Regions from separate parts of the Homo sapiens genome. Here region 1 is linked to region 2. Evidence: read pairs that join two places in POLR2A ChIA-PET (ENCODE). Cell type or tissue: MCF 10A. All regions are shown on one strand. Links, peaks and the distances in the headings refer to the core of each region. The heading gives the core; the rest is flanking DNA. Region 1 has its middle 280 kb from the start of BCL2. Region 2 overlaps KDSR (3-ketodihydrosphingosine reductase).

Evidence for each region. Peaks named below come from ENCODE experiments on the same cell type or tissue, not always from the same donor. Only the 100,000 strongest peaks of a DNase experiment are listed, where the experiment ranks them.
Region 1: POLR2A ChIA-PET joins it to region 2 with 6 read pairs; 3 of 35 experiments call an interaction of 5 or more read pairs at or near these places.

What each region holds. Positions count from the first base shown.
Region 1 is chr18:63,042,088-63,046,493 of GRCh38, forward strand. No RefSeq gene overlaps it. Among named protein-coding and RNA genes, the nearest start is that of BCL2, 280 kb to the right of the region's middle. In MCF 10A, for the core only: no CTCF peak of the experiment used is centred there; a DNase peak (open chromatin) is centred at 1,624.
Region 2 is chr18:63,326,476-63,330,859 of GRCh38, forward strand. KDSR (3-ketodihydrosphingosine reductase) reads right to left here. Exons shown (of 10, transcript NM_002035.4): 10 at 1,251-4,384. Among named protein-coding and RNA genes, the nearest start is that of BCL2, 8.9 kb to the left of the region's middle. In MCF 10A, for the core only: no CTCF peak of the experiment used is centred there; no DNase peak of the experiment used is centred there.

The DNA.
Region 1 (4,406 bases), core at 72-4,071, 280 kb before region 2:
CATTTAGTCTTTGATGATCTTCAATGCCAGACAACTGAGGTTTTCCAAACACACCAAGAGAACCCTCAACACGAGGAGGCCCCAAGTAAACAACTGCAAAATGGAACTCATGCAGGGAAGAGAGAACATTTAAAAAAATAAAGACCCAAATGCTATCCTTAGAAGCAGGAAACATTGCAGTTCTAAAACAAGGATAAAATGCTATAAAATGGTAACAATCAGAGATGAAGAATGCACCCTTGAAATTTAAAACAAATACAACACCAGATTTTAAAAAATTCACTGTAGGTGTTGGTACACAAAGCTGAGTAAATTAATATAAATGATAAAAAGATAGAAAATATGAAAGAAAAGAGACATGGGAGATTTCTGAAAGTCTGATTCATAGGGGTTTCAGAATGAAAGCACAGAGAAAATGGTCAGAAAAAATAATCACTGGGCACTTTCTAACACTGAGACTTAAATCTCTAGACTGAAAGAGCTGACTGAGTTATCAACACAGCAGAAGGAAAAGACCCACATCAAGGCACATTGCTGTGAACAATGAAGATAAATAAATGTCCCCAAAAGCTTTCCAAGCAGAGAAAAAAGCAGAGCATGGCATCAGACTCCTCAACACAGACTCTAGAAGATAAGGGAGCAATGCCTTCTAAATCTGGAGAAAACAGGAATGTAGAATTTGGCTCTGTGCTAAGCTCACTCACATGTGAGGCAAAATAGATTTTCAGGCACACTAGACTCAGATCTCTACCTTCCTTTCCTTCTGTTATCAGAAGTGGATGATCAAGGAGCAAACCTGGAAAGATGAAGCCCTGGGAGCAGGCAAGACTGGTGGTGAGCTGGGAGCATGGGGAGGAGGATGGAGGAGCAGTGGGCCAACCTGGAGCAGGAGGATGGGGGTTTAGGGAGAGGGGAATTCTGGAAAAAATGGGGGGCTCCCTAGATATCCGAGGGTGTCCACCACCAGGGTGAGAAAAGAGGCAGGCAGATGGTAGAGCTGACAGGGTGCTTGAAACAAAGTAAGTCATAAATAGTCATAAAAATATGACTTAATTTAAAATAGTGATCCATCATAACAGATGATAGATGCCATCTGAAATGGCTAGATCAAGAACTTTAGCATCGACGTGTATTACATAGTGCTGTGCAGGTAATTTCCAGAGCTGCAGCTGAAAGGGTTCAAAGTGGTTGCCTCGAGGTATGAGAACTGGAGTGTGGGGAGAGGGAAAGGAGGGGGAAAGAATCACTGTAATTTATTTCCAGCCCTTGGGCACTATTTGATTTTTAACTCCAAGCATGTATGACTTTGATGAAAAACTTTAAACTAAAGGAAAACAACCCCAATGTGATACATGCTACAGAAATGGGAGTAGAAAGATAGAAGTTCTGACTCCTGTGTGGTGAATGGAAGGGAACCTTCCTAGAAGAGGGTTGGTCAGAATTGTGTGACCCCATACTTCAACCCACTTGTGGTTTCATTCATTCATTCACTCTTCTACCATGCACCAGATACTGTCGTAAGTGCTGGGACTGTATCAGTGCATAAGGAGACCTGGATAGTATATCCGTTTCCCATGCCGTTTCCCCCACTGCTGGGAACAGCTCGTGCTTATGTGTCCTTCTCTTGAATCTCCACATAGCACTTTGAACGATGCTGTACTGACATAGCCAGGAAATGCTGATGAAATTAGTCAATGAATGAATGATGCAACCTGTAGAATCTGTGTGAATGGGCAAGTAGCCATGAGGATAAAGATAATTTTCTGGATTTGAAGTATAAGCAATTTCCCCTCTAATCAAATGACTATAAATTTAGGGAAAATTTAGAAATCCAATATCCCAGACAGAAAGATCCTGGATCTCTTCTTAGCTCAGGAACTATATATTCTTGGTTGTCACTTTATTTATCAGTATGGCAAAAGTCTCATCCATAATGGGACAAATGATAACATCTCATAGCATTGTTATAGGAATCATTTGAGACAGTGCTTTGTAAACTATAGAGCTCTATTAACATTTTAATTACTTTTTCCTTGGGATTATAAGTCAATTTTGCCTCTTTCTTTTAGAATAATGGGAGTTTAGAATCATGGCCTTCATGGAGTCCATCCTCTCATTTGGTAGAAGAGGAGACTGAGGCCCAGAGAAGGGCAGTGGGTTACCCAAGATCACACAGCCAGGCTGCGGCAGTGTTGAGACTGGGATCCACACTACTGAGTTTGGTGTACCTTCTTGTAAGACAGCTCAACCCAGTGTGTCTGCTTTGGGTTCAGAGATTTCAATTCAGAATTTTTTGTAAGTTCTATAATTTAAAAGTGAAATCGTGTAATTTAAAAGTGAGAAAAGAACTAGTCAAGTATGAAAGAATTCAAGGTTTTGCATATCAGAAAGTCCTAAGACTCAAATGAGCAAATTATAACAAGTTAGCTCCTGAGTCCAACAGAGTCTTCTGTCTTATTTCCAGTAAAGTGTTGATCCCTTCTTTCTTGAGTGCAGAGCAGACACCAACAATGTGACTGCTTTATGAGCAAACAGCAGTGCAGTAAAACGGCTGTTCTGGTTTCAGGATACTGTATATAGGTGTGTGTTGATGTTACTATGCTGCATTCTGGAAGGACCTGGGAAGAAATTAAGTTCTAGAAAATGAATTACATCCAATAAAGTCTTTGGAAATCTCATTCGAGGAACTCAATTCCCAAAATCATATGTGAATTTATATATTTTAGGAGGCAATGACAGAAAAACAGCTATTATTTATTGAGCTCTTTGCGATGCCAGGCATGGTGATTAAAAACCTGATCAGTATTATTTCCCCTAGTCCTTTCAACAACCATTTTTGAAATGAGAAAACTAAGGCTCAGAAATGTTAAGTGGCCTTCCCAAGTCAGAGAACAAATAAGTTGCAAGAGTGAGATTTAAACCAAGGTAATGTAGTTTTAAAGCCTGTGTGTTGAGTTCTTAGACTATCAGGCACGGAAGAAAGCTTGTTGCTGACTTAGCGACATGACTTAGAACTTGATAACGTCTCTGGAAGAAAACTAAGAGTGCCAGAATGTTACAGTCTCAAAATATACTAAGTGCTAAAAAATTATAGGAAAGACATGACTTTATTTTTAAAAGTGTGGGTTCTATTTAGCCCCTCATTTGGGATTAGATGGCATCGTATGTTTTTAAGAGAAAATCATCTGCGGACAAGGAAAACATGTATTATTCAAAAGCTTGGGGTAAGGTTGGAGAAAGGCTGGGGAGTCAATGCTGAGAACACCTTTCTCCATGGCAGACTCAGACAGGACTGGGAATAATGAACAACACATCCAATGATTTAAATTCCCACCGGCGCTTAGCAATAGTGGCCCCAGCCTCCAATGGCCCCCTTCAGATATGCTCTCCGGAGACACACAATGGAAGTGCACTTGCCAAACCACAGTGGCTTCGAGATGAGTCTACCAGAGCCTCACCCCACCCCAGCCTCTATAATATATGTCATATGATCTATGAGTTATAATATAATTTTATATATTATATAACACATGTATTATTTATAACTCATGTATAGTATATAATATTTTTACTTCACTATAATTAATATATATTTAATATAATTTTAATGTACCTATATTAAATATATTTAATGTACTATATATTATATATGAAATATATATATAATATATAATGTGTTATAATATTATATATAAATATATAGGAGGAGCTTAGGATTATATATAATATGGTAATAAACCCAGATAAATTATTTTTGGGATATTTAGAAACAAAGCCAATCATCAGAGGCCCATCCTGGGTGACTTAATAACTTGAGTCTTCTATTTAAATCACTTTAACAGCCTGTAATCACAGCACTTAGGGAGGCCGAGGCAGTAGGATCACCTGAGGTCAGGAGTTTGAGACCAGCCTGGCCAACATGGTGAAACCCCGTCCCTACTAAAAATACAAAAATTGGCCGGGCACGGTGGCTCATGCCTGTAATCCCAGCACTTTGGGAGGCCGAGGCGGGTGGATCACCTGAGGTCAGGAGTTCAAGACCAGCCTGACCAACCTGGAGAAACCCTGTTTCTACTAAAAATACAAAATTAGCCAGGTGTAGTGGCGCATGCCTGTAATTCCAGCTACTCGAGAGGCTGAGGCAGGAGAATCGCTTGAACCCAGAAGGTGGAGGTTGCGGTGAACCGAGATTGCGCCATTGCACTCCAGCCTGGGCAACAAGAGCAAAACTCCGTCTCAAAAACAAAACAAAAATTAACCCGGCGTGGTGGTGGATGCCTGCAATCCCAGCCACTTTGGGAGACTGAGGCAAGAGAATTGCTTGAACCTGGTATGTGGAGGCGGCAGTGAGCCGAGATCACACCATTGCATTCCAGCCTGGCAACAAGAGTGAGACTCCATCTCAG
Region 2 (4,384 bases), core at 385-4,384:
TGGCATATATCCTTCTCACTAGATTATAAACTATTCGAGGGCAGGGATCCTATTTTTCCTTGGAGTCTTTCCAGCTTAGAACAGTGCTTAGCATACAAAGATTTGAAGCCTAAAATTCAGAGGCTCCAAGCCAAAGAAGAAAATGGGGAATGGTTCCTCTTTGTCTAAGAGACTTGTAAGGATATAGCAGAGCCATCTGAGGGATGAAGGATGGGAGAAGGTGAAGAAACAAGAAAAGTAATTGCCATGAGGAAGGAACAAGTTGTTGATATATAATTGTATCCCCAGCACCTGATACCAAGCTCATCATTAGTACCCAACAAATATATGATGGATGAGGCAAAATGGAGGTTATAAAATCAGGAGTGTAACAGAAATCAAAACATAATTTGGGGTTGGGCGTGGTGGCTCACGCCTGTAATCCCAGCACTTTGAGAGGCCAAGGCGGGCAGATCACCAGGTCAGGAGTTCAAGACCAGCCTGGCCAACATGGTGAAACCCCGTCTCTACTAAAAATACAAAAATTAGCTGGGCGTGGGGGCGCGTGCCTGTAATCCCAGCTACTCAGGAGGCTGAGGCAGGACAATTGCTTGAACCAGGGAGTCGGAGGTTGCAGTGAGCCAAGATCATGCCACTACGCTCCAGCCTGGCGACAGGGCAAGACTCCATCACAAACAAACAAACAAACAAAACACATAATTTTGTCCTTTAAATATCCAAACAAAAATTACAGATATAATATCACATGCCATTTATGTATATAAATTGCTCACATGTAAAGAAAGATTAAGCTTGCAAACCACGATGTCCAAGAAATCTCTTCTCAATGTTCCAAAACCTTTCTGTTTACGAACTGATAAATATCGAGGCATGTTCTTTTCCATATCAGTCTTGTATAATTTGCTGCCCATCAGGATCTGGGAGATATTACATGGTTGGAATATCAGGTTTTCGTTTAAAGTATGAGAAATATATTTGTATAGAAAACGTACTTGTTTAAGAAATTTTGCTAAATTCACATTTCTTAAACTTTTACTCGTATATCCCACATCATAGTGATACGAACAGAACCTACTTGACACAAGAGCTCAGAATACCAAGTATTTACTCCACAAATATTACTTCCTAAAAAATGATAAAAATCAGGCCTGGTGAAATGCTTAGGATGCAAAGTCAGGATAACATTATAGAAAACATTTATGTTTTGCCCAAATGGTCTCTTAAAAAACACAAACTTCTAGATAAATAAGTTTGCAAATCTGTAAGTCTTGTTCCCCATTTATTTTTTTGTTGTGATTCAGAAATACAAGGTATGAAAATTAGATTACAATTCTGCCACAAAAGCTTCTAAAGTAGCAAACACAACTTTGTGTATCAAAATAGCCATGTGCGCTTTTATCAGTTAAAAAGTCTTTAGAGTTATCACATCAAGCAAGTGTAAAATATAATAGCTACTATCTCCCCTTCAAAATTGCAAATCCACAGTTACTGCACTGAAGTATAATCCGAAGAGCAAGATTTAGTCCAGAATATGGAAGGTTCTGGTTGGCAGGTACTTTTTAAAGCTGACTTACTAAGAACTAAAAGAAATGAGAAATATACAAAGCATCTTATGTCAAAGAGTATGAATATTTAAAAGTGGCCTCAAGTGAGTAATACATGTTTAAATTAGAACCTGATGTAATTAAATGTTTATGTAATTTAGCAAAAATATATATATAATTGCTTTCTTCTAGAAAGATAAAGACATAAAATTCTTTGAACCAAAGCAATATTACCAAATGTTTTCATCACCTAAATACTAGAAACAATCTCTCAAAATTTCACTTGCAATGATCAATAATATATGGTTTAACAGATCCAGATAAAGATTTTTTTTCTTTTTTTTTTTTTTTGAGACAGAGTCTCGCACTGTCACCTAGGCTGGAGTGCAGTGGCGCAATCTTGGCTCACTGCAACCTCTGCCTCCTGGGTTCAAGCGATTCTCCTGCCTCAGCCTCCTGAGTAGCTGGCGCCCGCCACACACAGGCGCCTGCCACCGTGTCCAGCTAATTTTTTGTATTTTCAGTAGAGACGGGGTTTCACCATGTTGGCCAGGCTGGTCTCGAACTCCTGACCTCGTGATTCGCCTGTCTCAGCCTCCCAAAGTGCTGGGATTACTGGCGTGAGCCACCACGCCCGGCCCAGAGAAAGATTTATAACTAAATATATAGAAAAGAATAATTCCCATGATTTTGTTTTTGTAAAAAGAAGTAAGGATTGTTTTCTATATATTTTTCAATTATGAAGTCCTTGAACATATTTGGGGATTTTTATGGCTCAATGTTAATTTTTTAATATACTTGCAAATACATTATAATAAAATAATACAACCAAATCAAAAAGCAGCCACTTAAAAACTGAAATTCACAAAATGAGCTGTTCTTGGCTACATACAGAAGGCCAACATTTAAACTGAATGATAATTAAACGTTTACTACCATAGGTAATATTTACGCACTTCTGGGTCCAATAGAAGGTGTTGAATCAATGTGATCCTTTAAAAACAAAGTCATTAGTTTCCGTAACAATCACACTCAGGGTTGGTTCTTTTTTTCTTCCCCCAGCAGAAAAACAAGTTGTTCAAGCATTGAACCAAAAAATATAAAAAATAGAATTTGCCTTGTAATATTTTCATGTTTTGGATGAAGTCAGCCCATTATGTGAGGCTGCTTAAATGCCTACAACCCCTTATCCAAAACCCGCTGGGCTGGATGTGTTTCAGAATTCATAATCTTTGGGGTTTTAAAAAGGCAATATGGGCATATTTTGAATATTACAAAACACCTCCACAGCATCTAAGGGAAAACCTATAATCAAATCCATGGATATTTCTTCAGGGAAAATTAAGTCACAATGAAGTAGCATAAATATAAAGTACAATACTCTCACATCAGTTCAAGTCAGATTTTGCTGCCAAATGAATTACGGTATCAAATTTAGAAAAACACAAACCAACTTAGATTTCGAAGTTTCTTTGCTAAGGGACTGTAGCCCTTTAACATCTCTGACAAGGAAATTTCTTCTCTGACATGATGGTCTCTGCAAATCTGCTCTCATATTTCAGTGGAAATTGGGATAGGGACAATTGTCTTCTACCGCAAAACAGGGGCTCTCAACAGGTGCTCTTAAATTTATTCGGGTAGTAGATTACCATCTCACTGGAGGCAACAGGTTCTATGAGGATAATTTGAAAAAATATATTGAAATAACTATTTAATGTTATTAAATCAGACACTTTCTTGGACTAGATTCTAATATAGATCAGCAGTAGAAGGTGCCAACATTCGAGGAACATTTATGAGAAAAGAATAAAACTGAGAAACATCCAGACATTAATGCAATTGTTTTCTGCAAATTATAAAAAGCTATGATTCCATTTTAGCAGCTGCACAACGCAACTCGATATAATCTGCAAACTTTGGCTCTGTAAGACTGAAAGATTTATGAAACCATTCTGGCATCAACCCATCCTTACAAGCTGCAATGAAATCATTCCAAGCAATTTATATATTAAATAATAATTTCTTCTGTATCTATCAGTGTTTAAAATATGCTATTCTCAGATCTTAATAAAAACATGGGTTAAAGCCATAAAACATCTTATTTTTTAAAAAGTTAAGTCATTTAAAGTCAAGAGCTTCAAAAACTCAAGAGCAAAAAAAAGGTATGCTATAATTTTTAGGTCTTCAATTTTTGTATAGAGTTTTTATGTTTTTTAAGTTTTATTTTACAATTTAAGAAAGTTTCCTCTTCAAAAACAGAGGTCTTTTCTCACCGAAGTGATCTGGAATGTGCTACCGTATATGCAAGGAAGACAGGTTACAAGATCAAGGTGAAGGCAGCTCTCCTCAAGTCAGAGGAGTGTGAACAATGAGCAGGATGCAACGGGGAATGTTGGCTAAAACTCATCAGAGGCACTTGCTGTCAAAATCCACTAATGAACACAGATCCTATAACCTGGAAACAACATTCAGGGGCCAAGAGGGTTTCCAGGGCTACAGAGTTAGATGAGTGGGCTTCCTTAGCATGTGGTATAAAAATAATGTCTGCAGGTTCAGTGGGAGAGTCACATAAAGAACAGGTGATCATTTTATTTCAAAAGCAACTCTCTTCAAAATCAGCCTTGTCTTTTTTTCTTAATGAGCAAACTTTATACCATCATCAGCCTTTCCTAAAAGCTACATATATGCTCCGAGAAAAAGTCACACTTTTTAATTTTTTCATTTGCTTTAATTAATTCATGAGTTAAGTTAAAAAGTCAAGTCGAAAATTTTAGCTGGTCTTTTTTTTCCTTTTTTTTTTTTTTTACAAAAATATTACAGCAGTATAAGCAAAATTGGAA